2 separate regions of the Homo sapiens genome follow, and region 2 is linked to region 1. Evidence: chromatin loops called from intact Hi-C (ENCODE). Cell type or tissue: PC-3. All regions are shown on one strand. Each heading gives the region's core, and the rest is flanking DNA. Links, peaks and the distances in the headings are about the cores only. Region 1 overlaps FAR2 (fatty acyl-CoA reductase 2). Region 2 overlaps OVCH1-AS1 (OVCH1 antisense RNA 1).

Region 1 (16,865 bases), core at 3,114-11,113:
TAGTGAGTGCAAATAGCTTTGTCTTAACTAAGTATATTCACACTGGAAATTGTAGAATGTTCAAGTACCATATCTATATTTGGTTCAATTCTCTTAAAGAAAATAAAAGCCAGTCCTGAAGACGTAAAGTGGCTTGTCACACATCTAGTTAGTGGGTGCATCAAGGCTAGTATCCACATCTTATGACTGCAAATCCCATGACAATTCCATTCCATTCATTCATTTATTCATTTGTACTATTTACTGAGTACCTACTATGTGCCAGGCAGGGTGTTTAGCTTTGCAAATAGAATGCAAAACAAGTTATAGTACCAGCCCTCAAATTTTAGTACTCCCTACTCTTTGAGCAATATTTGGCCGGTTGCAACTTGGAGTTTGTGCAATTTTTCAGTAATGATACCCAATGTGTAAATATACAATGCTCATATATCTTTATTTTCCCTTCTTCCCTCTTCTAACTAGCCCCAGTCAATGACTTGACTTCCCATAGCACCAAGCACTTAACACCAATAAGAGTAAGATGGGAGGCCGGGCACGGTGGCTCATGCCTGTAATCCTAGCACTTTGGGAGGCCAAGGCGGGCGGATCATGAGGTCAGGAGATCGAGACCATCCAGGCTAACATGGTGAAACCCCATCTCTACGAAAAATACAAAAAATTAGCTGGGCATGTTGGCAGGTGCCTGTAGTCCCAGCTACTCGGGAGGCTGAGGCAGGAGAATGGTGTGAATCCAGGAGGCAGAGCTTACAATGAGCCAAGATTGCGCCACTGTGTGTGAGACTCTGTCTCGGAAAAAAAAAAAAAAGAGGGTATGATGGGAAATAGAGTTGAAATGAATTATGAAAAATTCCATAGGGAAGATCATGAAAATTCTTCCCCAGAAAACAATGTTCTTGATTCACCACCGCAAGGCTTGGGGGTTATTAGCTTGTGTGTCTCTCCTCTCGTTTACTCACTGTGTCACCAGGTCCTCTCTTTCCTCAAACTGGCTGAGACGTAGCTTGCATCCTCTAGCTTTACTTTCCTTCTGTATCTAAAGATAGACACAAACTCTTGGTGTTTTAAGTACTTAAGTGCTAATCCTTGTGGGGAAAGTGAGAGGGGAAGAGCAAAAATAACCAATGTGAAGAAGTTATGAAGTTTCCAGAATGATACCGTTGAATCTTGGCATAGGATCAGTAGTTAGTTGCTTACTTCCTCTAAGATAAGTGGAAAAACCCCATTATCTTCAGCTATCTGTCTTTATTTCTGGAGGCAAGATCAAAAACCAACCATCTGCCCTATAAGTCCTTACTTATTCTCCTGAACTAGATGAGTACAGGCATTGTCTGATGAGAGGATTTCTAGCTTTCAACAGATTCTCACAGAATTCATGACCAGAACAACATGGGGTAATGACTGCTTTAGGAGCCATTAAGTGGGCCATTTTAGTTCCTTGAAGTCCTCTAGACTTTGGCCACTGTCAGTTCAGGAAAGATGCCTTCTGAAGATTCCTCACAGAGACTGTACAGCTGTTTGGGATACATAGGATTTTATATTTCATCTTCAGTGATTCATGAGCATTACATTGTTCCAAAACAGAGAAAGGATTATGTCATTCCCCTGCATAACACCTTCCATGGCTCTCCATTCCCTACAGTAGCCTTGCCAAGTGTATGAGATGCTAATTGAGGTAGACTGTGGGAGGTGGGTGTTTCCGGTGCAGAAGAACCCTTGATATCACCTTCACTTCCTGCTATATGGCTGCGTATCAAAAGGCAAGTTACTTAACTTCCTGCTATATGGCTGTATTCAAAGGCAAGTTACTTAACCTTTCAGTCTTCCCAATGTATTCATTTGCTAGGGCTGCTGTAACAAAGTACCACAAACTGGGCGGCTTAACCAAAAGAAGTGTATTGTCTCACAGTTTTGGAGGCTAGATGTCTGAGATCCAGGTGTCAGCGGGGTTGGCTTCTGAGAGCTGTGAGGGAAGGATCTGTTCCAGACCTCTCTTTGCTAATAGATGGCTGTCTTCTCCTTGTGTCTCACATCCTCTTCTTTCTATGCGTATATCTGTCTTTTTATAAAGACATCCATCATATGGGATTAGGGACCCCCCCCCACTCCAGTATGACCTCATCTTAACTAATTGTATTTGCAGTGATCATATTTCCAAATAAGGTCACATTCTAAGGTACTGAGGTTTAGGACTTCAACATATAAAACAATTCAACCCATAACACCCAGGAAATTATTACTTGACTTCTTATTATCACAATGGAAAATGAGATGAAACTATCTGCAAACCACTTTCTGTGTACTAAAAAAAAGTACATATATTTTTGGTATGGATTAATAGTGAACATAAGTAATGACTACTGACTTCACCAAGAGTTTCTTCTCCACATGATCTTTATTATTTTTTAGGTATAACATCTGTGTGGAAAAGTGAATATATCACAAATGCATTTAACACACACAGACACCTCCCAGATTCTATCTTCCAAGTTAAAAAAGAAAAGCAGAAAAACATTTATCAGCATCCTATAAGCTCCCCTCATACTCCTGGGCAGTCAGTACCTAGTGCCTCCCAGATTATCCACTGTCTTGACTTCTAAGTCACAGATTAGCCAAGTTCAAACATAGATTAGCTTTACCAGTTTTTGGAGTTTGTATAAATGAAATTATATAGTAATACTTTTTTTTACATCTGGCTTATTTACTCAATATTATGTTTGTGAGATCTTTCAAATTATTGTGTGTATTTGTAGATTATTCATTCACATTGCTGTGTAATACTCCATACTGTGAATATGCCATACTTTATGCATTCTGTTGATGAAGACTTTAGTAGTTTCCATTGTGAGTTTCTTAGGACTAGAGCTGCTATGAGCATTCTTGAGAATGTCTTTTGTTAAACATACGTACACATTTCTTTGGGGTATACTTAGGTGTGAAATTGCTTTATGCAAAGAGCTTTAATAAATCTGCCAAAGCGTTTTCCAAAGTGATCGTTCAAGTAATACTCCCAGCAGTGGTAGTCAAGAATTTCCCTTGTTCCACATTCTTGTCAACACTTCTTATTTTCTGTCATTTTCATTTTAACCATTTGGGTGAGAGAGTAGTTGTGAGGCATGGTAGTTTTATTTGTATTTCTCTGGTGAGTGAAAAGATTGAGCACCTTTCTATATATTTTTTGGCCACTTGGATATCTTCTCTTGTGATGTCCCCCAAGTCTTTGCTCATTTGTCTATTGGGTTATCTATCTTTTTCATAGTTATTTGTGGGTATACGTTATATGTTCTGGATACAATTCCTTTGTTAGATATGTGCTTTGTCAATGTCTTCTCCCAATCTATGCCTGGCCTTTTTGCTCTTTTTTATCTTTTAATGAACACAAATTCTTAATCTTAATAGAGTTCAATTTATTAGTGGTGTTCTTCATAGTATTTTTTGCCTACTCATGAAGCAAGATGTTCTTTTCTAAAAATTGTGTTGTTTTGCCTTTTACACTAAAAGTTATACTATCCATCTGAAATTAATTTTTTGTGTGATGTGAGAAATAAAATACATGTTTTTCCATGTGGATATTCAATTGACTCTACATTAATCATTAGAATTCTGCATTTCATTTTAAATCACGGGCACACAGTAGCAGTCTGGATGCCTCAGAATGAACACATTTAAGGATCAAGTCATTTAAAACATATCTCACTATAATGACTTCTGCAGCCCATTTTGACTGTGAATAGCCTAGGCTGTTCAGTGTTAAGGTCAAATGCTCATTTAATCTGCTTGCAGGAACCTAATTTCTGGTCTAATAGATTAAGTAAAATAAAACAAATAAATGCATCCCCTTGGAAATAGATCACTCTAAAAAATCAAAGTATACAATTTAAAATTAATTTGGATCCTAGACATAAGGGTTATTGGTGAAAAAAATTAATAGTGTGGAAAGGTCTTGACCAAACATTTGGGGAGAAATAACCAAAAGGCTTATCTTTTATTATTAAGGAAGGCAAATGAAGACAAGGCCCACTTGTCTTCATTATACTCACACATTTACTGTCTCATTAGTTCCCCCAACTCTCATCAAGGTGGAAGACATGGAATAAGGAGAGATTGAAGGCAGAAAGATTAGCTAGGTGGCCATTCATTCTTTGACGCATTCATTCAACGAGTATTTATTCAATGATTATTGTACCAAGTATTGTATTAAATTCTGTGAATATTAAGAAGAGTAAAACACAGTCATTGCCCTGAAGGCATTTGCAATCCAGTGGAGAAAATAGACAACTAAGTAGTCACTTACATAAATGTGATAATGAATAGAGGCTGTGAGAGTTTGGCAGATAGGACATTCAACTCAGCCCAGAGTGAGGGGAGACCTGGGAACCCCTTCTCAAAGTCTGAGGTTTGCCCACTGAAGGATAGGACAGGATGAAGGATGAATGGAGGACATAGCCTCTAGAGCTAGTCTACAAGATGTGTGACCGTGGACAAATCACTTTATTTCTCTGTGCCTTAGTTTTCTATTTGTTAAATGGGGTTTATAATAGTAACCACCATAGAGTTGATCTGCTAATTCATTCTTCCGTTAGAAGAGTGATTGACACTGAGTATGTGTTTAGTGAGTCAAGCTATTGTCATATGTGAGAGTTACAGCATTACAGTTGGTCCCGAAGTTCTGGAGAAGCAAAGAGGTATTATCCACAGCATTTGTCCATTGTGACAACTGTAGTAGACAGAGAAGAGCAGTGACCAGAACCCAGGAGTTCAGACTATTGTCCTGATTGTGCTCTATGTCTACATCAGATAAACGACTAGATTATCTTTAAAGTTCCTTTCCACTCTCATGTCCTATGATTCTGCAGCTTCTGCTGAGATAGACTTAATAAATATGATTTGAATTCTGGTGGTAGAGAAATAAAGAAATCAAAATCCATTCTTAGATTTCCAGCTGAGTGACTGAGTGAGCAGTGATATCATTTCAAAAGAAACAGGCAAGTCAAGAAGAGATAGGTGTGTGGAGACTGGGAGACAGATTCGTGGATAGAATTTTTAGGTTGGAAGAAACCATTTCCATCATTTTATTTCAGTGTGGTAGAGAGGCAGATATTTCCACAGTTAATCACGGCCACAGAAACAGGAGCCCTATTGCCTAGATCAGGGTTTGTCACTTACTAGCAAGTTACTTGAATGTTCTGCATTTGGCTTTCTTCATCTGTAAAATGCAGGTGAAATGCAGATTGAACCATGCACAATTGCCCTTTGTAGGTCAAAATGGTTGAGTGTTGGCAATTTCATATGGTTTGACCTAATAATAGATACCCTCTAAGGGGCTGTACTGAGAAGTAAATGAGTTCGTGTGTGTTACCTGCTTAGGACAGAGCTCAACACGTAATACAGTACTATGGAAGTGTTTCCCTTATTATTAAGGCCATTTAGCTTTTTCAAAATCGATTGCACCAAGCTTCATTTAGGAAGAACAATCAGGAATTGCATAGTACACCTATTTAGGTCTCTTTCCCATTCTTCACTTATGCAGGCACGAGGCCTTGATGAGGCAGTTAGTCCCTAGGAATACAGCTGGGTTTACTTTTGCCGACGCGGCTGCTGCCATTTTGCTTGTTTCTCATGCCTGCATCTAGACAGGAATTGGCTTCTGCTCCAAAAGGAAATTTAGCATCAAAGTTCTCGGATGAGCTAGCTTCCTCTCCCTGTTCTTTTGTCCTCCACCCTCACTCCCTCCCTAGCCCAACTCTTGGTACCAGCAGGCCTAGTTTCCATCTCCCTCACAGGGTGTGATATTGGTGACATACTGGTCATCCAACATCTGAAGGCCCTTGGTATTCTGGACACCCCGGCTGGCCCTGCAGAGACGGGAAAAGGAGAAGGGCATATCTAAGGCTAAGAAGAGGGAAGAACGGAGGGGAGAGTGAAGGGAGCTCCAGCTCTGAGCCATGAACTGAGGAGTAGGACAGACACAGAGGCTACTGAAGAACCCTGTTCTAGTTGCATGACTTTGACGAGTCTTAGACTGTTCGTGTGATGAGTCTCCAATTGTGCATGAACCAAGATGCAGAGAGATGTTAAAGAAGCAGGAAAAACAAAACTAAACTAAAGATGTATCTTTCCTGTGTCTTTTAAATCACAGGGACACAGTAGCAAGCTGGACACCCTAGCAGTAAAAGCAGTATGAGTGGAGTTCCTTACAGAACTATTTACTTGCTGTTGCCTGGTGTCATAAACAGATTAACGATGACTCATACTGTTGGTTTATAATATATGTTCCAGTTTGTGAATTGTCTTTTCACTTCCTTTTTTGTGTGTTTTTGAAGCACAGAAGTTCTTACTATTAATGTAGCTGAAGTTGCTGAATATTTTCTCTTTGTTTTCAGGTATTTGTATCTTGCTTAAGGAGATGATTCCCTATCTGCTTCACATTTTAAGTAATTAGTATGTAAACCTCTCCTACGTTAGGCTGTGGTTTCAAGTTTGCAACCATTCAAGTTTGCAATAGTTTATTTTCTCTTGTTGGTGTCACCCTAGTGATACATTTTACACAAAAGAAGGAAATACTCTAAGGATGAAATTCAGAATTACAAATTATGGCTGATTAAAATCACCCTTACTAATTACTGAATGTTTCACAAGTGCAAGACACTTTACAAAAAGTTTGTCGCATCAATCCCAGGGATCACAGACGAGGAAAATTAGGCCCACAAAGTTTAAAATGTAATCATTAAGCAAGCAATTAACATAAAAATATAGTTATTATTGAAAGCATAATTTTGGTTAGGAGAGAGTTCCAACTCAAAAATCTCCTTTGAGAACTAACCTAAAGAATGCTTTGGGTGTTGAAATATTCCCATTTTGTTTGAATGTAGTAGACACATTTCTATTAAAAGTAGCATCATATTTGCCTGAAAATCAATGAAAAATGATTTTCTTCTTTTTCGATGATCAAATTTTTCAAGAACAGAGTGTCTTTGTTATCAAGGACAGTTTGGAAAGCAGTTGTACCAAATAGGTAAACATTTGGAGCCTTGAAGAGGAAATTAGCTGTTGAGGTTAGAGTTTCCTTGCAAATTCAATACATTTAAGTTCACAGAGTTCTAATATTCTAATACATGGTAATTAAGAAAAAAAATATAGAACAGAGTTATCAGGTGTCCAAATGTCCTAGATGTTGTTGTATAGGAAAAACAGGAAGCAAATAAACACCTGGTAAAAAGCTTTCTCCTGTCCTATAGCAGTTAGAAGTTGTAAATTTCTTTCATCAAAATTTCAGTCTTGGCTCTGTCACTAACAGCGGCCTTAGCCAAATCACTACTTGTCTCTGATCCTCAGTTTCCTCATCTGTGAATAACAACATCTACACTATTTATCTCCCAAGGTTTTTGTGAGAAGATACTGAAATATGTGCATGAAATGCTTTGAGAATTGTTAATATAAAGTCTAAGATGTAAATTATAAGAGTTGCTGATATATTAATAGTAAATGGTATTGACAGTATCTAAGACTGATAAGGTCTTTTGTGTGTGTGTGTACAGACTTTAATATCTATATCTATACATAATTTTATACATGATAATAGTAATTTTCATTTAAATTACATTTAACACTCCTTGGAGGACTTATTATGTCCATTATTTTATGTGAGTCCCTGAGTAACCTTGTGAGGTGGACCAAGTGTTGTCTTATCTTTCCATGTTGATAATGCAGATCTCTGCTTTCTGACCAAAAGGAAAGCCTCTCCTCTTTGGCAATTTCCATAGCTTCTGTCAGTCCTTGTTGCTGTTGCCCGTCACCTCCAGATTATTCCCTGATATTTATCAAATATGTGGCTCACATATGTCCTCTCCTTTCCTACTTCTGAGAGTATTCTTAACATTGAAGTCCATGTGGATGAACATTCAGCACTCTGATGCTTTGACCTCACACTTTCATCAGTTTTCATTTTAAGCACTAAAGCACCCGATTTTTAGAAACCTACTTCCAAGGCAAGTCCTCAGGCTTTGACATTGCTCCAGACAGCTATATCTGAAATCTCTAAATCTGACAGTTCACTCTTGGACAGTGACCTTCTTTACTTCCAGCTCTCTTAGTTTCTTTCTCCCCCTATAGCTATGGTTCCAGTTCAGCAGGACTTTCATTCTTTAAACTCCCCACGATCCCTGCCCCTGATACAGATAAACATATGCACTTTCTCATAGTCAATGAGCTTCCTCTGGATCTTGCTTCCTTCTCTGTGTAGCCTAGGTCAATTACTTTAAGAGTACCCTTGCCAACTGCTTCTATTCCTACCCTTTTTATTTGTTACTCCCAATTTGGATCTTGCCAATAATCGATTTTTCCTGCTCCAACCACCAGCAGTCAGGCGTTGCTGGAGAAAAACCAGGTAAGTATGTGTATGAAATGGAGATGGTACAAATCCATCGCTATCCCCATTGGATACTCTGCTGCTTTCAGCTTCTTTGCTGGTTTCTGGTGTGTTTTCTATTCTATCTGAAGGAGTTGTTATAAATATTTACCCCTTTCCAGGAGCTTTTTCCTTTACTTGCAACTTTTAAATTAACATTATATGATCTTGCCTCACACTCCACAGAGAAAAGAAAAATAACCAAAGATCTGTCTCTGGTTCTGCTCCAACCTCCCTCTTTTCCTTCTTTTTAGAGGATGACATGACATTCCCCTATTCAAGTCTGACCTACGTTTTTCTACAAATTTTATTCCCTCTGAACTTCTCCAGAGGCTTACTTCCACTTATTTTCGTTCTCTCCTTTTCAGTCTCTCAGAGCATGTAGATGCTCAAACATTTCATTTCACTAACAAATAAATGAGCATTCCACACACACCCTTATTTTTACATCCTTCTATTCTTCAATTGTTACGTCATTATCCTATATCACTTTTCCTCTTGTGGTTGAATGTCACCCAGAGGTACTTTACATTAGCTCTTCTGATTAAGTAATGCCTCCACGGAGTTGTCATATAAATACTACAATCCAACAACAGTTCAAGAATTATCCTGACAATTTGGTGCTTTATTTAGTCACTTCTATGTTGACATTTTGCCTTATTCAGTAAGGAAGTTTGCTTTAGATAAATATATGACGGTAAATTGCAGCTTTGACCAATGACTAGAGAGAGTATCAAAGCATTAACTATTACACCTCGTGTAAGAAACAAGAACTTTAAGGATAGTGATGGGAATTGTGGGAAAAAAATTCCTCATTACCAGTTACTAATGTGACATTCTTGGAGAGATGGTGCTTCCCAAATAAACAGTGTCGTCAAAATAAATGTGCATACCCTCATAGATGAAATACAAATAGTTTTTTTACGCAGGATTCCAGAAAGTAGCAGAGGGTGGGATCTTGATAACGTGTCAGTCAAGAGTAAACACAGATGCCAGGGAAGTCTTTCCTGCACAGTTAGTTTATCCCGCTTGAAACCAGAGGCCAGCTGGGAGTTGCTGAACTTTGGTTCTCGCTCCATAAAAGGGAAGCCTGCAATTAGATGAACCTTTGCCTTTGCTGACAGAAATTACTGAGATTTATGATACTGTGAGGGTACGTGGGGGACCTTATATTCTTAGCAAATGTCAAATTACCCTGATGATATTTCTGGTCAGCTCATTTCTGGGGATGGAGAGCAGTGTGCTTACTGACAGACTAGGCCCTGTGAGGCATCCTCATTTGGTGCATGTTCAGATGTTTCAAAAGCTCATTTCTAAAGAACAGGCTCAGAAAGAAATGAACAGAAAGTAATTCAAACTACCAATAATCATAATTTAGTATTCATCTTGTGTCCAGAATTGGTTCCTTCCAGTGGGTTCTTGGTTTTGCTGACTTCAAGAATGAAGCCGCGGACCTTCGCGGTGAGTGTTACAGCTCTTAAGGATGGTGTGTCTGGAGTTTGTTCCTTCAGATGTGTCCAGAGTTTCTTCCTTTTGGTGGGTTTGTGGTCTCGCTGACTTCAAGAATGAAGCCGTGGACGTTCGTGATGAGTGTCACAGCTCTTAAAGGTGGTGTGGACCCAAAGAGTGAGCAACAGCAAGATTTACTGTGAAGAGCAAAAGAACAAAACTTTCACAGCGTGGAAGGGGACCCAAGTGGGTTGCTGCTGCTGGCTGGGGTGGCAAGCTTTTCTTCCCTTATTTGTCCCCTCCCATGTCCTGCTGATTGATCCATTTTACAGAGCGTTGATTGGTCCATTTTACAGAGTGCTGATTGGTCCATTTTACAGAGTGCTGATTGATGTGTTTACAATCCTTTAGCTAGACACAGAGCACTGATTTGGTGCGTTTTTACAGAGTGCTGATTGGTGCATTTACAATCCTTTAGCTAGACACAGAGCACTGATTGGTGCGTTTCCAATCCTCTAGCTAGACAGAAAAGTTCTCCAAGTCCCCACTCGACCCAGGAAGTCCAGCTGGCTTCACCTCTCAATCCCCCCTCTAAACAGGACACCCCAACTGCTGTTGGGAATTGGGCAATGACCACTGTAGCTACTTCCTGCTGGATAGGGGCAAAGTAGCAGCCCTGCAGTTGTAGTGTCCTCCAGAGGTGAACTCTTTAGGCCAGTGAAAGGGTCAGTGGGTCAGTCCAGAGGTCCTTGGTAGAAGTTGTTAGTTGAGCTCATTTGGGGTTCCATTTGTAAGACCACCTGTAGCTCGATGGCCTTGATCCTAGAGGAAACAAATTTGACAAGGAGGTTAAAAATACAGGGCCTGAAGGCGAGTAATAGCAAGATGGCAGTCACGGGACCTAGAAAGGGGAGAAGCCATGTTGTGCAACTCCAGAGGTTGGTATAAGAATTTGAAAGGCATTGTCTGATTTCAGAAGCCTTTTCCTGTAAATGCCGGGCAGCGTTTCCTACTATCCCTGACTGGTTAGTGTAAAAACAACACTCTTCCCCTAAGAAGGTGCAGAGTCCTCCTTTCTCAGCATTGAGGAGGTCTAGGCCTTGGCGGTTTTGGAGAGTCACTGCTGCCAAAGAGTCTATTTGGGATTGTAGAGTAAGGATAGATTTTGTTATTTCTTGCAAACTGTCTGAGAAATCCTTTGAGAGTTTGTAGTAGTAGGATAATGTAGTAGATATACCTGCTATTCTAGTTTCTGTAGCAGCAGCCATTCCTAACCGTATAAGTAGGGGTATTAGTTGTATGGCCCTGCACTCTTGGACTTGAGCTTTGAGGGGCACAGATAGGGTATGATTTCCGTAAGATTAGAAGTTAGGATAATACAAGTTACACTGTTAACTTTTTTAGCAAACTTTACTTTTGTTGAAAACCTTGTAAGTTTGGGATTTCAATTATTCTTTGCTATTAATAAGACCTCATTCAGCCCATATTAACTTAGAATTGGTATAGATGGCTCCTTCCTGATTCTGTAAGTACTTTAAGGTTTGGCTGAGTGCAAACAGCTGGCACGTTTGAGCAGACCAGTTGTTAGGCAATTTTCCTAACCCTGCTTCTGCAAGAGTTTCCTTATCATTTACTGAATACCCATTGTGTCTTTTTCCCTTAATCGCCTGGGAGGAAACATCTATCTCCTGTCCTGAAGGGAGTTCCTCCTTGGTCTGGTCAGACCTTTGTATGGTAATTAAGATTTAGATCCCCTGTTAGGAAACCTGCTGGGTTAAGGATTTTTGTTAGGAAGGCTATGGGTTGTCAGTGGCCTCAGTGCTTTCGGGCTATGCCCTTGTTTACACTGACAACAAGGTGGTACTGGAGTACCACGGAGAAGACCTTCAATTATCAATTATAGGTTTTAAATTTACCCTGGCTTTTAAAGGAATAGGATACACTGTGTTTTCTTTAGTATTTTCATCTCTCTTTCTTTTTCTTTTTCTTCTTTGTCTCTCTCTTTCTGACTCCCTCTTTGTCTGTTTCTTCCTTTCTCTCTTTGACTTTCTGTCTCTCTCTTTCTCTCTCTCTCTGACTCCCTCTTTTTCTCTGTCTCTTCCTCTCTCTCTTTGACTTTCTGTCTCTTTCTCTGTCTCTCTGACTCCTCTTTGTCTCTGTCTCTTCCTCTCTCTCTCTCTCTCTCTCTGACTTTCTCTTTCTCTCTTTCCTTTCTGCTGGTCTTTCCCTGCCTCTGCTAGCCGCTTATGCTGCTGTTCTCCCCTCACCTTCCCCTTTTCGATGGCTTCGACAGTGTAAGACTGCCACCTCCTTGGGTTTTTGCACTGCGTGCAACAACTCCATGATTTCCTTGTGGTATTTAATGGGGGTTCCCCCAGAGGTTAGGAACTCCCTTTCTTTCCATATTGCAGTATGGGCATGTGGGATTAGATAAGCATACTTACTATCTGTAGCGAAGTCTCCCAGTGACAACTGAGGAGGTGGAAGAAATACCTGATTACAGGCTGTTCCAGGATTCCTCAGATGGTAACAGACCTTGAGGACAGCTGTCCAGGACAGGAGATTAACAATGAGAAAGCCATGCCAGTGTCCAGGAGGAAGTCAATTTCCTGGCCATCAATGAGCTGGTGCTTGCCCCAGGCACCCTCAGTCCTGTTGTTGGATCATCTGGTTGGGGGCTTCTGGCCCAGAGAACCTTTGTCCTCTGGGGCAGTGTGCTGTCCAGTGATTGCCTCGGCATAGTGGACATGGGCGAGGGGGCAGCTTGTTTCTCATAGGACAATCTTTTTTAAAGTGTCCTTGCATGAGGAGTGCCTCTGCCCGGCTGCTGCCCCATCTGGGAAGTGAGGAGCACCTCTGCCCAGCTGCCACCCCATCTGGGATGTGAGGAGCGCCTCTGCCCGGCTGCCCAACCATCTGGGAAGTGTGGAGCGCCTCTGCCCAGCTGCCCACTGTCTGGGATGTGAGGAGTGCCTCTGCCCAGCTGCCGCCCCATCTGGCAAGTGAGGAGTGCCTTTGCCGGCCTGCCAACCGCCTGTGAAGTGAGGAGCACCTCTGCCTGGCCGCCAACCATGTGGGAAGTGATGAGGGCCTCTGCCCAGCTGCTGCCCCATCTGGCATGTGAGGAGCACCTCGGACTGACTGCCCACCATCCAGGAAGTGAGAAGTGCCTCTGCCCAGCTGCCCACTGTCTGGGAACTGAGGAGCACCTCTGCCCGGCCGCTGCCCTGTCTAGTAAGTGAAGAGTGTCTCTGCCTGGCCGCCACCCCATCTGGGAAGTGAGGAGCGTCTCTGCCCTGCCGCCCAACTGACTGGTAAGTGAGGAGTGCCTCTGCCCGGCCGCCAACCATCTGGGAAGTAAGGAGCACCTCTGCCTGGCTGCCGCCCAGTCTGGGAAGTGAGGAGCGCCTCTGTCTGGCCGCTGCCTCATCTGGGAAGTGAGGAGCACCTCTGCCCGGCCACCAACTGTCTGGGAAGTGAGGAGCGCCTCTGCCCAGCCACCAACTGTCTGGGAAGTGAGGAGCGCCTCTGCCTGGCCACCAACCATCTGGGATGTGAGGAATGCCCTCTGCCCGGCCACCAACTGTCTGAGAAGGGAGGAGTGCCTCTGCCCGGCCGCCCCACCGTCTGGGAAGTGAGAAGTGTCTCTGCCTGGTCGCTGCCCCATCTGGGAAGTGAGGAGCACCTCTGCCCAGCCACTGTGCAACCTTCCAAGTGTTAAGTGACAGCCTTGTGTGTGATCTTTTCTGTCTTCCCCAAGTTTGCATTTTCGACATTAAAGTTTACTTTTTAATTAAAAGTTTAAAAAAAAAATAAAGTGTCCTTGCAAACCACACTGATAACAAGCCCTACCCGGTGATTGGCCTGCTCCATTTTCTGTCCTCTCTGAACCACTGAGGTTTGTTTGTCTGAGGGCCATGACTAAGGCTGCAGCCTTCCTCTGATCTCGCTTTTCCTTTTCGGCCTGTTCCCCTGGTCCCTATTATAGAACGCTGAGGTTGCCAGGTTTAATAATGCCTCCAGATTTTGTTCAGGACCCAGGGCTCACTTTTGGAGCTTTCTCCTGATATATGCAGCTGATTGGGTAATAAACTTATCTTTTAGGACCAATTGACCCTTGAGTGAGTCAGGTGACAGGGGAGTATATTTTCTTAAGGCCTCCCGTAGCCGCTCGAGGAAGGCAGAAGGATTTTCTTCCTTTCCCTGAGTTACGGTGGACATCATTTAATAATTCACGGACTTTTTCCTAATTCTTAGTCCTTCTAGAACACAGGTCAACAGATGTTTTTGACTCCAGTCCCCATGATCTGAGTTGAGGTCCCAGTGGGGCTCCATACTGGGGATGGCTTGCTGACTGGTAGGGAATTTGTCCCTTTCTTTGGCTGTCATTCTATCATTTACTTGACTAAGATACCAGGTATCTCCAAACTCTCAGGCTGCAGCTAAAGCTGCATTCTTTTAACTAAAGGCCAGGTTTTGATCTAACAGTAGCATGACTTCTCTCCAAGTGAGGTCAAAGGTTTGCCCTAGATCCTGTAGGACATCTGTGTACCTATCAGGATCATCTGAAAACTTCCATGGGTCTGCTTTGATCTGCTTTATATCAGAGAGGGAGAAGGGGACGTGTACCCGGGTTGGGCCAAATTCCCCTTCCCCTACAGCTTGAAGGGAACATAACCGATAGCCCGGGGGTTTTTGTGGTCCTTTGGAGATTTCCTTGCTTGTTTCCTTCTGGCCAGGGGAGATTAGAGGAGGCTTATCATTAATAGGAAGGGGAGCAATAGGGAGGCTAGGATATGGGGATAAGCTGAGAGGTCGTCTAGTGGGATGTAAATTGCAAGCTTTGCATAGTTGTGGATTCTCCTTCAATGAAAGGAAAGCTTGGACATAAGGTATTTCACTCCATTTACCTTCCCTCTTACAGAAAAGATCAAGCTGCAGGATAGTATTGTAATTTATACTTCCCTCAGGTGACCATTTTTCTCCATCAGAGAGAGAATACTGGGGCCAGGCCATAGTGCAGAAAAAAATGTGTTGCCTCTTTTTCAGGGTTTGCGGGTCAAATTGGTCCCAATAGCTTAGGATGCATTTCAAGGGTAAGCCGGTTGATACCTGAGTGTTTCCCACCTGAAAGACAAAACCGTCCGCAGTTTTGGTTTGTTTGTTTCCCCACACCCCCCCTACCCAAGAACCCGCGACAGTCCCTAGACCCTGCTGATCAGAATAGTTGCACTCACCTACGCAGCAGCAGAAACACTAGTTTTCCTCCTAGACCACAAGGAGGACTGAGGAAGGTTGGATTTAGTGGCCCTTACTAACACATTCTCAAAAACCTGCACCCTTGCCTGTCCTCTTAGACCACAAAGAGGACTGAGGAAGGTCAGATTTAGTGGCCCTTACTGACACATTCTCGAAAACCTGTTGGAGTCCTAAGCATTCTCCTGTTAGTATTGGGACTTTACCCCTGTCCTGTAAAGATGTTATGCCCCAAAAATGAAGTGGAGGGCCATACCCCGAGGGAGGGAAGTGATCTCCAGGGTTGGAGGAGTGATGCCTTTTGTCCTCACCTGAATAGGAAGGATATCATTTCTGAAGCTCCCCATATCCTAGCTTCAGGAATAGCTTTTGTTAGGCCTGCTAGTCTGAGGAGGGATCCTAACATTTCAGAGAAGATAGTCTGCCCCTCCCCCACCACGATGGGGCTTTGGGCAAAAAATATGTCTTTCTGATTGATGAGCCCGGGTGCCTAAAGAAGGGAATGGAGTCCTGGAGTTTATACTAGAAATTATTCTTATAGGAGAAACTGGAAAAGCACCAGAGACAGGGAGTGGTTTTTATTCTTTTTTTTTTTTTTTTTTTTTTTTTTTTTGTGAGATGGAGTCTTGCTGTGTCACCCAGGCTAGAGTGCAGTGGCACAATCTCGGCCTCCCCAGTTCATGCCATTCTCCTGTCTCAGCCTCCCAAGTAGCTGGCACTACAGGGGCCCACCACCACGCCCGGCTAATTTTTTGTATTTTTAGTAGAGACAAGGTTTCACTGTGTTAGCCAGGATGGTCTCGATCTCCTGACCTCATGATCCACCCACCTTGGCCTCTCAAAGTGCTGGGATTACAGGCATGAGCCAACGCACCCGGCCAGGAGTGGCTTTTAGAAGTGGAACTAGCCTCGGAGAAGAGAGGCGAGAAGAAGTTTGTCTGACAGGCGTTAGGACCCAGGAGGCAAGGGTCAGGATAGATAGGATAGAAGGGCAAGTCTCACTTGGGCGATGTGACTTTGAGAGTTCCACTCATGGCCACAAGGTCAACCAACTTGTTGTTGGGACCCCGAAGCTGAATGGCTTTCCTCTCTGGTGACCCTCGGCTCAGCCCAGAAGTACAGGAGATGTGGAACCTGGTTCCAGGCAAACCAACGCTTCCAACTCCAAAGAGTTGGGGGTTGTTAGAGAGCCCTTTCCCAGAAAGCCTGACACTCATGTCTTTAGTCTGGCAGCTGCACTAGTCACTTTCAACTGGCTGACAGGTGCCCAGTATTTAGCCCCCAAATTCTAAGGAAAAGTAGGACAGAATAGCAAGTGAAAGGGATCCGATGGTACTCCCCACTTGGCGATAGCTGATTGCCCCATCTGGGTCACCAAAGTGTGTCCAGAATTGGTTCCTTCCAGTGGGTTCTTGGTCTCGCTGACTGCAAGAATGAAGCCGCGGACCTTCGTGGTGAGTGTTACAGCTCTTAAAGGTGGTGGGTCTGGAGTCTGTTCCTTCAGATGTGTCCTGAGTTTCTTCCTTCTGCTGGGTTCATGGTCTTGCTGACTTCAAGAATGAAGCTGCAGACCTTCACGGCAAGTGTTACAGCTCTTAAAGGTGGTGTGGACCCAAAGAGTGAGCAGCAGCAAGATTTATTGTGAAGAGCTTAAGAACAAAGCTTCCTCAATGTGAAAGGGGACCTGAGCGTGTTGCAGTTGCTGGCTGGGGTGGCCAGCTTTTATTCCCTTATTTGTCCCTGCCCACGTCCTGCT
Region 2 (16,865 bases), core at 3,067-11,066, 260 kb after region 1:
AATAATTTTAGTAACTAAAAACCAAGAGATGTTTTTAAGTATGAATTTTCTTAAATATACACAAAAATTTGAGAATTAGGATATGTGCTTATTTATATAATTATTTACTGGAGATTTCTATTTCATACCAGACATGTATTTAAAACAAAAAGTTTCTAGCACAGTGGATTTGTGTTGTTTATTCAATATTATGTTAAAACTCATTTCTACTTCCTTTTCAGATATGTATAAAACATCAATTCTCTTCTCCTTTTAAATATATATGCCAAAATCATGCAAACTCCTCAAAAGACTATCCAAGATCTTAGGAAAAAAAGTTGTTTACTCAAAACTGTTTTCACTGCATTAAGGTTTAAGGGTGGATTTTAATCCACATTATATGCTCAGTCTTAGACCTTTGGGCTGTTTGTACACATGTGTAACAGCAATATTTTATTAGTATCCAACCTGCAAAAAAGGAAGACTTAAAGAAATGAGGCAATAGAAATATTTTTACTGTGAGAATGAAGGGTCAATTTAGAGATGAAATATGGAAGGATAAAAGCAATGGAGACAGAAAGGTCAATTAGATGAGCATCCCTTAAACTATTCAAAGTCTCACCTACAGAATGATGAGGCTCAAATCAAGGACTCTTCAAAGAGCCCATTCATTCCCCTGTCTTAAAAAAGACAAAGTGATGTCAAGAAGGACATTTCACTGAAGGTTGGTCATTAGAATTCCACCTGAATTACACTCTAATCAAGAGGACCTCCTACTAACAAATTAATTAGGTTTTTAATTGATGGTATGTGTATTGTTGAAGGACAGAAAGTTTCATTCACCTAATATGTTCATTCATTTGCAAGATGAAGACTATATCAGTGGGAGCATAAACTAACAAATTAATTAGGTTTTTAAATCTTAAGCACAACTGATGAAATTATGGCTTAAAAGTAGATTGGATAAGTAGAAAATCATTAAGTTTGTTTCTATTTTATTCAGAGAAGTTAGTACATGTTCAGCTAATCTATTCTCTTCTGGGAACTTTATGAGGGTGAGGGGTAGCTACTTGGTAGAAGAGATATGGTAAGAGAGACATGGAAATACAATGAACTCTGTTTTGGCTTGAATGTCCCCACTGGGTCATTTAAATAGCAAATGACTGACTTTCGTGTTTATCATTATTTCTTAAAAATAATAAACGCACATACACAAATTAACTTTATTACCTCAGATGATTCATTTGGAACTACCAGTATTATGCCTTAAGGAATGGTTTGAAATGAAGATATCCTTTTCTTTTTTTAGTAGGGAGACTACTAGTGACCCTTAAACCAATGGGCTGCAGGTTCTACTTCAAAGCTTATGCAGTATCTGCTTTAATAAACATTTTAATGCAATTACTTACCACTGATAGGAAATTGGGTCTCAATATTGCTCTTCTGTGATTGCTCCTGAATCATCTCTTCTAAAATAAGCTTAAAACCTCTTTCTCTCAGACTCATCAGTCTTAAAATGCACAGTCAGGTAAGCAGCACTGGATATCAAGATAAACTCTTTCTTGGAGCCATGTAAATGAGCTGCAATGAAAGACATATTCGATAATTAAAGTACTTTTTCTGTGCAATGACATAACTGAAAGAGGACAAAGAGGTAACATTAAATTCCAAACTGTTGATATTAACAAAAGAATGATTGTCAGGAATACAAGATCAAGATTTGTAGGATGGAACTCATGATTTGAGTGCCACAATGGAAGAGTATAGCTTTTAAAAGATCAAAGGGAAAGACCTGATAGAAAAAATGGTACACACTTGTATGGCAATCTGTTATCCTAAGGATGGGAGGAAAAAAGGGCATTTGCGCGAAGATAACTAGACAGAGACACAAAAGTAATGGGACAATCTGCTCTAAAACACAATAATGATTCTTTTAAAATTCAGAAACACAGAAGTTGGCACAAAGGTGGTCCTGATAGTAACAGGACATTTGCTGTACATTTAAGTTCTCCTAAAATAAAACAATGAAACACTATTGATTTGTCTTCATGATAACGGTATCTCAGAAATCCGAGAAAGAAAGGAGGGGAGTAGTTAATCTCTACATCGTCCTTATCCTCAAAGCAGCTCTATCTGGTGGAATGGAAGTGATGGGGAACCTTGGAGATGCTTTCATGTCAAGTAAAGGGGTTCTGGGTAGAACCAACAAATAACCTGGAAGTTTTAAAATAATGGAAATGGGAAAATGCCGAGACCAGCTCGGTCGGGGAGACCCTAACCCAGCAGCGCTAGAGGAATTAAAGACACACACACACAGAAATATAGAGGTGTGGCGTGGGAAATCAGGGGTCTCACAGCCTTCAGAGCTGAGAGCCTCAAACAGAGATTTACTCACGTATTTATTAACAGCAAGCCAGTGATAAGCATTGTTTCTATAGATTATAGATTAACTAAAAGTATTCCTTGTAGGAAACAAAGGGATGGGCCGAAATAAAGGGATGGGTTTGGCTAGTATCTGCAGCAGGAGTGTGTCCTTAAGGCACAGATCGCTTATGCTATTGTTTGTGGTTTAAGAACGCCTTTAAGCAGTTTTCCATCCTGGGTGGGCCAGGTGTTCCTTGCCCTCATTCCAGTAAACTCACAACCTTCCAGCATGGGCATCATGGCCATCATGAAGATGTCACAGTGTTGCAGAGATTTTGTTTTGGGGCCAGTTCATGGCCAGATTTTGGGGGGCCTGTTCCCAACAGGAAACTGTTACTCTGTTTTTCAAAAAGGATGTTTGGGAGCATAAGGCGGTAGGTAGGAGACAGAGAAAAACAGAGAGGTGTAGGGGTTTCCAAAGTCCTGTCAGTGAAGGGACATAGCTTAGTGCTTACAGGCACAGATTCTAAAACCAAACTGCTGGTTTGAACCAACTCTATCCCTTATTAACTATATGGCAAGCTACTCAACCTCTCTCTGTGCCTCGATAATCTCATCTGCAAAATGGAGATAATAACTCCATAATAACCTGCCATATTAACTATATGGCAAGTTATTCAATCTCTGTCTGTGCCTCAGTATTCTCATCTGCAAAATGTAGATAAAAACAATATTTTCTTAGGATTAAATCAGTTGGTATTTACAAAGTATTATACATATTTGTTAAACGAAAATAAACCTCAGCAAAATTTTTACAGCAAATTATTAGACAGATGGTTTTTGAACACTTGGAGGAGGAATCAGTGGTCATGAGAAGGCAACATGGGATCCTTAACACGCCACATTAAATTAACCTAATTTCATTTTTTAAAAGAGCTAATTAGATGGTGGCTAGGGGGAATGGGATGAACTTAATGAACCTTGACTTCAATGAAGCACTTAATAAAGTGCCTGTGATGTCCCTGTGAACAGACAGCAAATGGTACGTAGATAATTATGTGGCTAGGAAGTTCCACAGGTGATTAAATAACCATACAAGAAATGTTAACCTGGAGGGAAGGTCTAAATGGTATGGAAATGATTCTGTCTTTGGTTCCACCGAGTACGGTATTTCATTGATGACTTAGACAGAAATACAGAAAACACATTTATAAAGCCTGTAGGTTGAAGATAGGTGGCTGGAAAAGGGGCTAGTTTAAATACAGGCTCCTAGATTATTAAGTTGAACATTACACCTAATACAGAGTTTACTCTAAAATAATCCAAAACATATAATGCTCGCCTTGAAGATATGACCTGGAACTTATCAGCATTTTCTCCTTTTAAACTGATCTAATTTCTAGACTGTTCTTCCTCTCCTTGTGTCAAAAGGCATCAATGTGATGACTACCACGTGGTTAGAATAGTGGCCAAGAACACAGAGTGCTTCAGTTGAGTCCCACGTTTTCTACTTATTAGCGATGTCACTGGAGGCAATTTATTTAACAGTTTTGTGACTTGCTTGTCTCATATTTAAAATGAAGATAATGTAACCTACCTACATAAGATTGTTAAAAGATTAAGAGTTTTCATCTTCATGAGATTGGGTCTTAGCTCAACAATGCCTGGATAATGGTAAATATTTAATAAGTTATTAGATAATATTAAGCAGAACAAGTTTTGTACATGGCCTGAGAACCTCTCCATGAGAATTCCATGTATATTTAAAAAGAATTATGATCCTTCTGTCTTCTCTCTTCTCCAAGGTAAACATGCCCAGGATGTCCACACCCTTCTACATCCTGCTCATTATGCTCTTTGGATGCACTCCAGTTTGCCAACGTTCCTTAAATTTGTGTTTGACCAAGGGGGATATTCAAAATATTTAGTAACCAGATTGCACACCAACAAGTAAAGAACTTGTGAGACTCAGCTAGTACTATGGTACTATGATTCCCTTTATCTTTTAATTCTTTACTATCGCTGCTCTGAATTTGTAATCATTTGACACCTCTGGAATTAGTTCAAACATCCCACTTTCTAAATCACCACCTCCTAAGTATATTAATATTTCTTTGCTACAATTATTTAATCTCACCATGACCTTCTAAGCCATTGATCCCATAAACTTCCTAAATCCATCAACCCTTTAAAAAGTGAGAAATTTTGCTTTAAAAGGAAGCAGAGAAATGGGATAATTGCTGACTTACATTAGTTTTAGTTTGTTTTAAATGATAGATAATATTAGAACATGTTTGAAACTGATGAGAATGATAGAGAAGATAGACGATGTAGGAGAAAGGATAACTAAATTAGTGAGAAACTGAAAAGTCCCAAATTGATATCTATAGCTCCAAATCCTCCACTAGCTCAAGAGTTCTATCTCTAGCTAACTAGTGGCAACTCAATCTGGATATATCAGAGCAATGTTTTTAGCATGGCCCAAACAGATATCTCTCTATAAATCTTTTTCTCCCTGTCATATTTTCCATCTCCATAAATGCTTTCTCCAGTGTCTCACATCATAAACCTAAGAGTCATTCTTGATTTGCATACTGAATTCCATATTCAATCCATCAGGAAATCCTCTCCATTCTATCTCCAGATCTGTCTACTTCACTCGCATTCCATTATTGTTATCCTCCTCTAAAGCAACATCATCTATTGTCTAAAACAGTGCAATAGAACTTTCTGCAATGATGGAGCTTTCTATATCTTTGCTGTCCAATATGGTAGTCACTCGCTACATGTAGCTACTGAGCACTTGAAATGTTGGTATTGTCACATTTTACTTCATTTTAACTAATTTACATTTAAATAGCAACATGGATTGGACAGTGCAGGTGTAGACAAGAGCCTCATAACTATAGACACAATTCACTTTGTCACTCCAGATCAGCCTTCAAATTACTCCCCTGTCAAAACTTATGATGACCTCCTATTGAACTGGAATAAAATCCAAAGTCACTATCATAGCCTGAGCTGCACAATTGGAGAAAGCCTCTCTGCTCCACCACCCCACTTCATTCTAGTCTGTCCTTGCTCAATCTCTCTCTAGTCACTCTGACCTCTGACAGTTCCCTAAGTTACCAAGCTCTTCCCTCATTCAGGGCCATTTTTTCCACTTTTTCTTTTAAAAATCAAATATTTTCTGTCAAGCAGTGCTTTAGACATTGAGGATACAGCAAGAACAAAAGAGACAAAGTTCTGTTGCCAGGAAATTTTAATTCTGGTAGAAGAGACAAATTATAAATGAATGAAAGATAATACTCCATCAGGCCATGATCAATCCCTAGAAGAAAAGGTTAAGGAAGGCTATTTAGATTGTATGATAGAGGAGGTCTCAGGTAAGGTAGCATTTGAATGATTGAGGACGTGAAACTTGAGACAGAATGTGCTTGGTTAGAGGCCTCTTCCTCCATGTGAGGACCCAGTGAGAATGGGCTGTGCCTAAGAACCAGAAAGTGAGCCCTTAGCAGGCACCAAATCTGCTGGCACCTGGATCCTGGACTTCTCAGCCTCCATACTGTGAGAAATAAATATTTGTTGTTTGGAAACCACTCAGTCTATGGTATTTGTTATAGCAGCTTGAATGGGGTGATAGCCTAGCTAACGGGGAAGCCAGGAGAGTAGCAACAGGGGTCTATATTCATTAGGTCCAAAATCTTTACAGAAATTGCATGGTTCATTGAAGTAAAATTGTGCGAGCTCACAAATAAATGCAAATCCCTTCACTGTTATATAGAATTACACAGGCTCATTACAGAAATTCAGGTTGTCTCATTTGTAATCATTTGACACCTCTGAAATTTTGATTAATCTGAGCTTTTAAAGAGGAATGATGTTACCAGTTTGGAGAATATTAAAGAGTGAGAAAGAGAAAAGCAGTCCCTGACATACAGAGAACCTGGTCTGATGCTCGCAGCTGGACCATGTTATTTTCCTGTTGGACATACACTGTCTCACAGGACATCAACAGCAGACAGGGCGGTGCTAGTCTATGATAAGGTAAGACAAAAAACGGCTGTGTGCAACCACCAAAATACCACTCTCCTCCCTCTCTTGGCTAAAATGAGGAACTGCTACTGCTTTACCAGTTACAGTTTTATCCTTACTCTAGCCAGGCCTCCTTTTGACTGAGATAGCCATCGTAAAATTGCTCTACTTCCTGACAGAAACCAATTCAGAACAAAGTCCATTTCCTTAGACCCTCTCCAAAATTACCCAAAGCTCTACCTCTATTATAGGTTTTTCTAACACCTTCTTACTGAGATACCCCATGGTTTTCCATGGTGTGTATACTCCCTCTCTGCAATGAGTGCAAAATGCAATTTGTTCAACTACAGGTACATTTCTAGGGTCTTTGGTGAAAGGGTATTGACAGGAATTAGGGTTGAAGAGTATGGTGCTATGGAGACCCATGGTTCATCTTAAGGAAAACCAATAGCTTGAACTTATAAATCTTCCCCTCCTCCATACCCCAATTGCTTTATAATCTAATAAGAGCCATACTTACTGATAGGAAAGTTAGGCAACTTTGGAACTTCAAAGCAAAATTCTGAACTTAATGGTGTTATAAATCTGGAACTATCATAGGAGGGGTCAAGGTCCCTGGAAAAAGAAAGCATCAAAATCCTCCTCTTGACCTGTGCAATAAATGGATTTTAATGGTGTCCTAAGTGGCAGAACTAAGAGGAAACTAGAGAAGTTGATGCAATACTCAATTACAAAATGTTTCAAAAAGTTTCCCTCTATGAGTCAGTCTCATGATGGAATACTGCCAAATGCTCAAGCATGACAGACACTATGTGACCAATACATTTCTAAAGATTATTCAAGCTTGGTAAGTGAGTGTAGCTCACTGGTAGACAGGTGCCTCTCATGTACAAGGCCCTGAGTTTGACTCCCAGCACCTCCAACCATTAATTTCTTAGTCCTCAGCACCACTCATCGGTAAAGATTATTCTGGCTAATGGAACTTTTCTCCACTTTAATTTATCTGAGGTCTAAAAAGGGCCATCTATATTATGAGTATAAAACCTGATACTGGTAACACTGAGTAAATACATTTTCAAAAAAGTTACCATCTAAAAATGCCATTTAGGAAATAAAATCCTTTAAAACATATGGCATCTGGACAAAACCAAGAGTGCCAACTAATGGTTAAATGAGATAGGAATTTTTGTACTAAAAAGTCAAGACAAGCCAGGATTGGGAAGGAATAAAGATCCAGTGAGTGTGATCTCATACTCATCCAACTGTGCTCAATAATGCTATAGGATTCTAATGAAGGATCTGATGAGAAATCACTGACAACAAATGCTATTGTTCCCAAGGCCAATGTAGGTCATGTTTTACATGTATATTCATTATATAAATACTTGGTGCCAGTTAGTGTAGGCCATTTAAGAAAGATAAATTTACAAAGTAGAATTGATTGCTGATATGGTCTATCATAAATATTATATAATCCCAATCACAGTTCAAAGATTCTTCTGTTATAAAGTCTTTAATCATGGCCTTCATTTTATTTACTGTTGTGGAATAAAAAGTCCAAGTGTAATTCAGCATGTTGAGTTAACTGTTAGGATAATCAAGAGATGTGATCTCAACAGAAGTCACTGGAATCAAATCCAATACTGGACATCCTTGAGACAAAGAGAAAAAATATACAATAATCAAAAAGAGAAGTTACTTGAATCTAATTGGAATGTCTACAAGTAGGTCATTAAAACCTAAACTGTAGCATACTTTATTAATTCCTATCATTGCTTCTTGGTATCCACAGATCCTTACTTATGTTTAAATGACTTCTGTTTGGAAAAACGGACCCCCACTTCAAAAGCAAACAGCCTGAATTATTTGACCTTAAATCACAAACTGTAAATCCATTAAGTCACACCACGTCTACATTTCAATTTATTTTTGTCACTCCTATTTCATACATGATCTTATTTAGGTTTCACAATCATAAGATACAGGTATTATTATCTTCAGTCTAGAGGTGTGTGAATTGACACTTGATATTCAAGAGATGTGACCTAAGATCTTTAGGACTTCTCTAAATTTGCAAATGCCATAGTAATATTTCACTTCCCCCATAACTGCATAAAACATAACTTCAATATCATTTATGAAATAGCATTAGCACTATTTTTGTGCTGGTTGGCCCCCTGCCAGGAGGTGGCATTTTCCAGAGAGCACCAGCTGTGGTCGAATGGGGAGGAACAGGTGATAGGCGGGCCCCTAGAACTCCCAAGAGTATATGCCCTCTGCAGTGACCAAGGTGGGTAGGGAAGGACCATTAGGTGGGGGCAGGGCTAAGTGTGTCTGAGCTCAGACTCTCCTTGGCCAGGTCTTGCTACAGCTGCTGTGGGAGATTGGGGTGAGGTTCCCAGGTCAATGGAGTTACATTCCTAGGAGGATTATGACTGTCTCTGCTGTGTCATGCAGGTTTTCAGGGAAACTGGGGGAGAGCTGACAGTCACAGACCTCACCCAGCTCCACACAATCCAAAGGGCTTGTCTCACTTCCACCATGCCCTCTCCAAAAGCACTGAGTCTGTTTCCAGGCAGTGGGTGAGCAGAGCTGGAGAATTTGTCCCAGGCTACCCACCTCCCAGCTGCGAAATCAAGTATGGCTTTCCTTCTATTCCTGCCTGTGGAGTCTGCACACCAGATTAACACCCTCCCTTGAGTTCTGGCCAGGAGGCTTCTTGATCAGTTCAAATTGTTACAAAGTTCAGTTGGAGAGTTCCTTCTCCATGTGGCCTTTTCCCAGTACCTCTAGCTGCCCTCCCAGAGTACCCCTGTGAGTCCAGGCAGAAACGGTTTGCTAAGGCACCAAGCAATCTCCCAAGGCTATGATTGTATTTAATTTTTCCTCTCATGGAATATAGAATAAGAACATTCAGGGTCAATACACCCAATTAAACTTTTATAACATATTTCTTTATTCTGATTATAAAAGCAATGCATATATGCTCATTATAGAAAGTTTCAAAAATAGAGTCCAAAGGAGGAGATAAAAAGTTGTGTTGGGTATGGTGGTTCACGCCTGTAATTCCAGCACTTTGGGAGTCCATGGCAGGAAGATTGCTTGAGCCCAGGAGGTTGAGACCAACCTGGGTAACAGCAAGACCTCGTCTCTACCAAAAAAAACAAAAGTGCTAGCCAGGTATGGTGGTGTGTACTTGTGATCCCAGCTACTTGGGAGGCTGAGGTGGGAGGTTCACTTGAGCCTGGGAGGTTGAAGCTGCGGTGAACCATGATCACACCACTGCACTGCAGCCTGAACAGAGCAAGACCCTGTCTCAAAAAAAAAATCCTCCTATAGTCCCTCCTTTAAGCAACCAATATTCATGTTTTAATGTAAATCTTGCAAAGTCTTTCTATGCTGTATATGTTTAAAAAATTGTATTCCATTTTATACCATTACAACATTTTCCCCCTATTTAATTTATTGTGACCATTTTTCCATGCTACTAACTACCTCATATAAATTATAATGGCTCTATATTTCTTATTCACATAGACATATCATAATTTCTCATAGCGTGTTTTATCTGCAATCTTAAGAACACAAAATGAGTCAGATCTTGAATAAACCTCACACATGGGGTATATAAATCTATTATAATTCTTCTGTCACGAAAAACATGTCTACATTAAAGGTTTTCTATGTTTATCTGAAAAACAGAATGAATATATGTAATAAGAGTCTCTTACCTGAGTTAACCCCTACTCATACATTAGCTCTCAGGCAGGAGGATTCGCCTAAGCAAAATAGACACGTTTGTTAACCCATTCATCAGCTAAGGAGCTACCTCCTTATTTTCCACTCCTACTCTGCCTTAGCTGAAATGTCATTACCTTTATTCAAATAAACAATTCTTGAGTACTATTTACCACGCATAGTTATAGGTTTCAGGGATATAGCAGAGGGCATGCTTGCTGAGGAACAGCAGCAAGGTTGGCATGGCTGGGTATGAAGTGAGCACTGGGAAAAGTAGCAGGGGAAGACATCAAAGGGATAGTCAAGAGCCAGATCCTATAGCATCTTGTAGGCACTATAAGGACTTTTACTATGAATGAGTTAGGAAAACATTGGATTATAAACATGATCTCAATTACTCATTTTAAAATGATCACTTTGGCTATTACACATAAAACTGGCTAAAGGAAGGCTGTACCAAAATATTATGGTGGAATTGTTCAGAAGTAGTAGCATTCTAGCTCTATTTTACTGAAAGACCTACTGATGAGCTATACTTGATGTGGAATGTGAGAAATCAAGGTGGACCAAGTTTAATGGCCTGAGTAATTAATTAGCAAAATGGAGTTGCTATCTACTAAGGTGGGAAAGATTGGTGGAGGAAGAGCTTGGAGGCAGGGGTAGGAAATCAAGGGTTCAATTTTGGTCATGTTAAGTTTGAGATTCTTATTAGATAGCCAAGTGGAAGGGGAGACACTTGGATATACAGTGCTAGTGTTCAATAAAGAAGCTGGGACTGGATATATAAATTTGGAAGTTATCACTGTATAGATGGTATTTAAAGCTAGAGAATGGGTGAGATCACTAAGGAAGGAGTATAGGTAAAGAAAGGAAGAGAGTCAAAGACTGGGTCCTGGGATACCTCAACTGACAGTGATAGAGAAAATGAGGAAAAACCAGCCAAGACTCTGAAGGAGACCAGTGAGCTCTCCTTTTTTGGAGACCAAAACAAGTGAGATTTGAGGAGGGAGAGCTCGTCTGTGTCATGACTGAGAAGGGACTACCAAATCTGGACTTGTGGAAGTCATTGATAGCTTCAGCAAGAACAGTGTCCATGAAATGGTAGGAAAAAAATAAAGCCATATGAGGATAAATTCAAGAAAAACGAGAGGGCAAAAGGGGAGACAGTGAGTATAAATAACTTCCATGGAGTCTTGCTAAAAAAAAGAGAAATCCAAGTTTTCCTTGATTCCCTTCCCTGTCCTCCATCGAAGTAAACAAGCTTCCTCTGTTATATATTTTTGTTGCACACTGTATTTTTTTCTTTATAACTGATATGGTTTTGCTGTGTCCACACCCAAATCTCACCTTGAATTGTAGCTTCCATAATCCTCATGTGTCTGGGGAGGGACCCGGTAGGAGGTAATTGAATCATGGGGGTGGGCTTTTCCCATGTTGTTCTCGTGATTATGAATAAGTCTCACAAGATCTGATGGTTTTATAAAAGGCAGTTCCCCAGCACACGCTCTCTTGCCTGCTGCCACATAAGACGTGCCTTTACTCCTCTTTCACCTTCCGCCATGATTATGAGGCCTCTCAAGCTGTGTGGAACTGTGAGTCCATTAACCCTCTTTTTCTTTATAAATTACCCAGTCTCAGGTATTTCTTCATAGCAGTATGAAAATGGACTAATACAGTAACTTAATATACTATATATTTTTATATGATTATTGACGATCTCCATTACTAGACTGTAAGTGCTACTATGGCAGGGACTGTCTTGTTCATTGCTCAATCTTCATTTCTTTGAATAGTGCCTGGCATATTCCTACAACAATTTGTTGGTGGTCTGAATAATTCTCGGTTTAAATGTGAGATTTTTTTCTATTTTATGTTAGTCCCTTATGATATACTTACATAACTTAAATTTGATGCAAATTTCTTCTGTTTTCTTTTTCCAACACTTCTTACATTATCATACTAAAATTAAGTAAAATGTTTTTAATGGAAATGCCTCCCAAACTGTATTTCAATTAACATGTCCAAAAAAAAAAGAAACAAAAGGTAAAATGGGCAGTAAAGCAAAGCCTGCTGGCTGATTAAAAAAAAATGAGTGTGAATGGATTAATCTTAAGTACTGAGGGAATTCTAATAAATATTCAGAATTAAATATAATGGCAAATGTTTCTCTATGATATCCGATTTCTATAATTTGCAATAGTTACCCGTTTTCATAATGCTATTAGTGCCTTTGCTCAAACCACAGGATGACGGACAAAGCGTATCTTTCAAAAATCTGGTTACAACTAACACATATGAACTAATCAAACAAGTAAAGAAAAAAAGGACAAATTATTCTTGATATTAGTACATTCAGGAAGTGAATTCCAAAAGAGAAAAGCTACTTGAAACTTCTTTGCTAGGGATAAAAATTTCTGACTGTATTGTCGCAATATTCCAAGTATCCAGAAAAATAAAGAGTATGCTTAGGTGTTAAAAAAAATCTGCTCAATCTTGTACTTCATACAGGTTTAGCATGAGGCCTCCACAGATTACAGAAGTCAGAATTTTAAATATTATATTTTTGTCCTTTCCTAAAGCTGACAAATGAAACAAAGAATTACAATCTATTAATTTACTTATTCGATAACAAAATTTTCCCAATAAAGCACAATAAATTGAACAAAAACATACATATGGAACAAAAGAAGCACAAGAAATTGAACAAAAACAACAAATAGGGAAAAAATGGACTTACCAGAAATACAAAAAGAGTCTCTCAGAGAAAACTCTTCATGGCCAAAATGACATTATATGTGAAAATCGTAAGAGATTTTCATAAAAGTGAATCTCTTTCACATAATTTACCTTGTCCCCAACAACAAAAAAAAACCTTACTATTCATCAAGACAAAGATTATTGAGCAAAGTAAAAAATTCTTATGTTTGAAATTATAAATTTCTGCTATATCAATATAAAAATGGGAAAAATAACTGAATAAAAGCCAATTAGAATAGAGAGCTGGATGTTCCCTATTCCTGAGTCTAAGCAGTTTTAAGACAGTAGTTCTAAATCAACTAGGACATAATGCCCAGTTCTTATGATGTCGGAATAACTTAGGTACATCTTTTAAAAACTATATGTTGTAAGAAAAGGTGACATGGTCTAAGACTGGGTCCTCAGGGAACTAAAAAGTTATTGCTGTCACCAAACTGAAATATAATATTTTTAGCAAGTATATTTGAGCTTTAGCTACATATAACCTTCATTTATCCACAGTGGCCAAATTTATAACAGGCAAGTTGCAGTAATTGCCACACAAGTCAAACCCATTAGTTGGTCAAAATGAAACATTTTAGACAGTATTTCTTAGAACAGCCAGACCCGTGGCGTGAGCCTGTAGTCCCAGCTACTGGGGAGGCTGAGGAACAGGATTGCTTGAGCCCAGGAGTTCAAGGCTGAATACACTACGATCATATCTATGAATAGTCACTGCACTTGAGCCTAGACAACATAGCGAGAACCTGTCTCTTAAAAACCACTTTTTTTTTGAGACGGAGTCTCGCTCTGTCGTCCAGGCTGGAGTGCAGTGGCGCGATCTCGGCTCACCACAAGCTCCTCCTTCTGGGTTCACGCCATTCTCCTGCCTCAGCCTCCCGAGCAGCTGGGACTACAGGCGCCCGCCTAATTTTTTGTATTTTTAGTAGAGACAGGGTTTCACTGTGTTAGCCAGGATGGTCTTGATCTCCTGACCCCGTGATCCGCCCACCTCGGCCTCCCAAAGTGCTGGGATTACAGGCATGAGCTACCGCACCCGGAGGCCCCGTGACTTAAAAAGGGTATTGGTAATAGCAGTTTCCTTCAACCTCCCACTACCCTAAGATTTCTAAAGCACCCCTCAGAAGATGATGTAATCTCATCTGGTTCCCTTTCTTGTGAGGCAGGCTGCTAAATGGTTTGAATACTGTCATGAAGCTCCCTGTAACTGCTCCACTATGAATCCATTTCAGCTTGTAGAACAAGACATATTTTTCCTCCTTCTTTTCCCTATTTATAGCCTTAAAATTAGAAATGTTTATTTATTCACTGGGAAAAATTTAGAGAATTTCAAAAAAAATTACTCATAATCTTATAAAGATGTCCAATTAAACATATTGATCTTTTTAGACCTGTATTTCATTTACTTTTTAAACAAATTTGAATTATATAGTTCATCCTGATTTTCTCACTCAATATGACAGGTGTTTTATTTTAAAAATTATGTGACAATATTTTATTTAATGGCTGCATAAATTTATAATTTATATTATATTTTTGTTAATTATTTAGACTAAGATTTAGACTATTTTCCATTTTGGCCACTATAAAAATGCTGAATGAATCTAGTGTGTTAACATCTCTGCACATACATAAAGCTTATTTTAATAATATAAGTATAGCTAAAAGTTGAGACACCCAGTACTTTATGAACTTAGTTTTGAAAAATATTTCTCTAGAAAACATACTCCAAGTTATACCTCAGTGAGATGAAAATACATGTTATATAACATTTGACAAGTATAATCATTCTTCAAAATTGTTGTCAATTTAGCAGTTAAATTTTCTCATTTGTTTTAAAAAGGCCAAATATTATATTTTTTATGTATTTGTCTATAAATTTCTCACTCAGCTCATTTTGTGTCCAGAATTTATTCCTTCTAGTGGGTTCTTGGTCTTGCTGACTTCAAGAATGAAGCCGCAGACATTTGCGGCGAGTGTTACAGCTCTTAAAGATGGCGTGTCTAGAGTTTGTTCCTTCAGATGTGTCCAGAGTTTCTTCCTTCCGGTGGGTTCATGGTCTTGCTGACTTCAGGAGTGAAGCCGCAGACCTTCACAGTTGAGTGTTACAGCTCTTAAAAGTGGCGCATCCAGAGTTGTTTGTTCCTCCGGGTGGGTTTGTGGTCTCACTGACTTCAGGAGTGAAGCTGCAGACCCTCGTGGTGAGTGTTACAGCTCATAGAGGTAGTGCGGACCCAAAGAGTGAGCAGCAGCAAGATTTATTGTGAAGAGCGAAAGAACAAAGCTTCCACAGCATGGAAAGGGACCCAAGCGGGTTGCTGCTGCTGGCCCCGGTGGCCAGCTTTTATTCCCTTATCTGGCCCCGCCCACATCCTGCTGATTGGTCCATTTTACAGAGTGCTGACTGGTCCGTTTTTACAGAGTGCTGATTGGTGCATTTACAAACCTTTAGCTCGATACAGAGCGCTGATTGGTGCATTTTTACAGAGTGCTCATTGGTGCGTTTACAAACCTTTAGCTAGACACAGTGTGCTGATTGGTGCATTTACAAACCTTTAGCTAGACACAGAACGCCAACTGGTGTGTTTAGAATCCTTTAGCTAGACAGAAAAGTTCTCCAAGTCCCCACCCAATCCAGAAGCCCAGCTGGCTTCACCTCTTAATTTGTCATTTTTAAAAGTAGGGTATGTCATGGACAACAGTGATTCTGAATTGTAATATGGAATTGGTTAGACCCTTATTTATTGTACTTAATAATTTTTTCATATTATGAATCCCCTAATTCTAAAGAAAATCCCTCAGTGTTTTATACTCGAGTTAACTAGAGGTAGATCAAGATGGTCATAGTCATGGGTGAATTATCATAAGGGTGATAATTTGCTTCAAAACTATCTCTAAGTTTAACTGATCATACACAATATGTTCTGAAACAAACATTCTAGTAAATGTAGTTTGCTGTAACACTCATAGTTTTCAAGGTTTCAAATCAAGGATCCTAAGAACTAGTATGCTTTCCATGATTACAGGAAAACTCTGCCCTCTTTAGTAAAGAGATGGCCAGAGGATCAATTTCATTGTGACAAGAAACAAGAGATTTAATTTAGATTGTGTAGTAACTGGTATGTAAATATTCAGTAACCTTTCTTATCTATCAAAAGAGGCTAATGGTTAATCCTGTGTTTTGTGTTCTCAAAAGCACTTGGGTCAACAGTGTGTCATTCTTTTGAAAAATAAGTGGAAAACAGAAGGCACAGGACCTCTGGTTTAACTTTAATCAAGACTAAGTCAAAGGTATCTAGGTTCTATAAATTTATTTTACAGATTTTAGCTTTTCTATTATTGATCTGTAAACACTTCTTATATTAATTACTTCAGACTTTTCTCAGCATAGTTGAAAATCCCATGTATTTGCTTTTTAGTTTTGTTTCTGTGGATGCAGAAGAGTTTTTAATTACACAGGAACTTATTAATTTGTTTTCTTCTACTACTTTTATATGAGAAAGTCCTTCTCCATATGGTTAACTACCAATATTTTCCACTTTTAATGCCTTAGGTAAACTAACTCCTTTATCAGCTACTGTATGATGTGAAGAATAATTTTATACATTTTCTGAGTGGTAATGCCAAATTAACCACATAAAATGGTCTTAAATTTTCTAGGGCCCCTTCTAATCTATTTTCAATCACATGTTTCTTCTGATAGTTTTAATTACCATGGTTTTAGAGTATACTTTAATATCTGATAGAGCAATTCTACCTTAACCATTTGGCCATTCTTTCCCCAAGAGATTTTCAACTAGTGCTATTTACTTTACAAGATAAACTTCGGAGTTAATTTCCTCTTCATCCCTCCAGAAAAAAAAAAATTCCATTGGGATTTAGTTGGAAAATATATTTTTAAATTAATTTGTGTTGAATTAATATGAGTTATATCTTTCAGTTTTGGAACATGGTACTTTTATCTATGCAAATCTTTGTGTGTTTGTATGTAT

What was found. Hi-C counts contacts between places; a loop is a spot of excess contacts. Peaks named below come from ENCODE experiments on the same cell type or tissue, not always from the same donor. Only the 100,000 strongest peaks of a DNase experiment are listed, where the experiment ranks them.
Region 2: it touches region 1 in a loop (4-fold over the local background); 2 of 110 quality-filtered maps call a loop at or near these places.

The regions. Positions count from the first base shown.
Region 1 is chr12:29,158,731-29,175,595 of GRCh38, forward strand. All of the region lies in intron 1 of FAR2 (fatty acyl-CoA reductase 2), which reads left to right. Among named protein-coding and RNA genes, the nearest start is that of FAR2, 18 kb to the left of the region's middle. In PC-3, for the core only: no CTCF peak of the experiment used is centred there; DNase peaks (open chromatin) are centred at 4,631 and 6,231; H3K27ac peaks cover 2,569 bases.
Region 2 is chr12:29,421,739-29,438,603 of GRCh38, forward strand. All of the region lies in intron 1 of OVCH1-AS1 (OVCH1 antisense RNA 1), which reads left to right. It also overlaps a transcript of OVCH1 not described here. Among named protein-coding and RNA genes, the nearest start is that of OVCH1-AS1, 41 kb to the left of the region's middle. In PC-3, for the core only: a CTCF peak has its summit at 6,442; DNase peaks (open chromatin) are centred at 4,193, 7,163, 8,833 and 10,123; H3K27ac peaks cover 4,334 bases.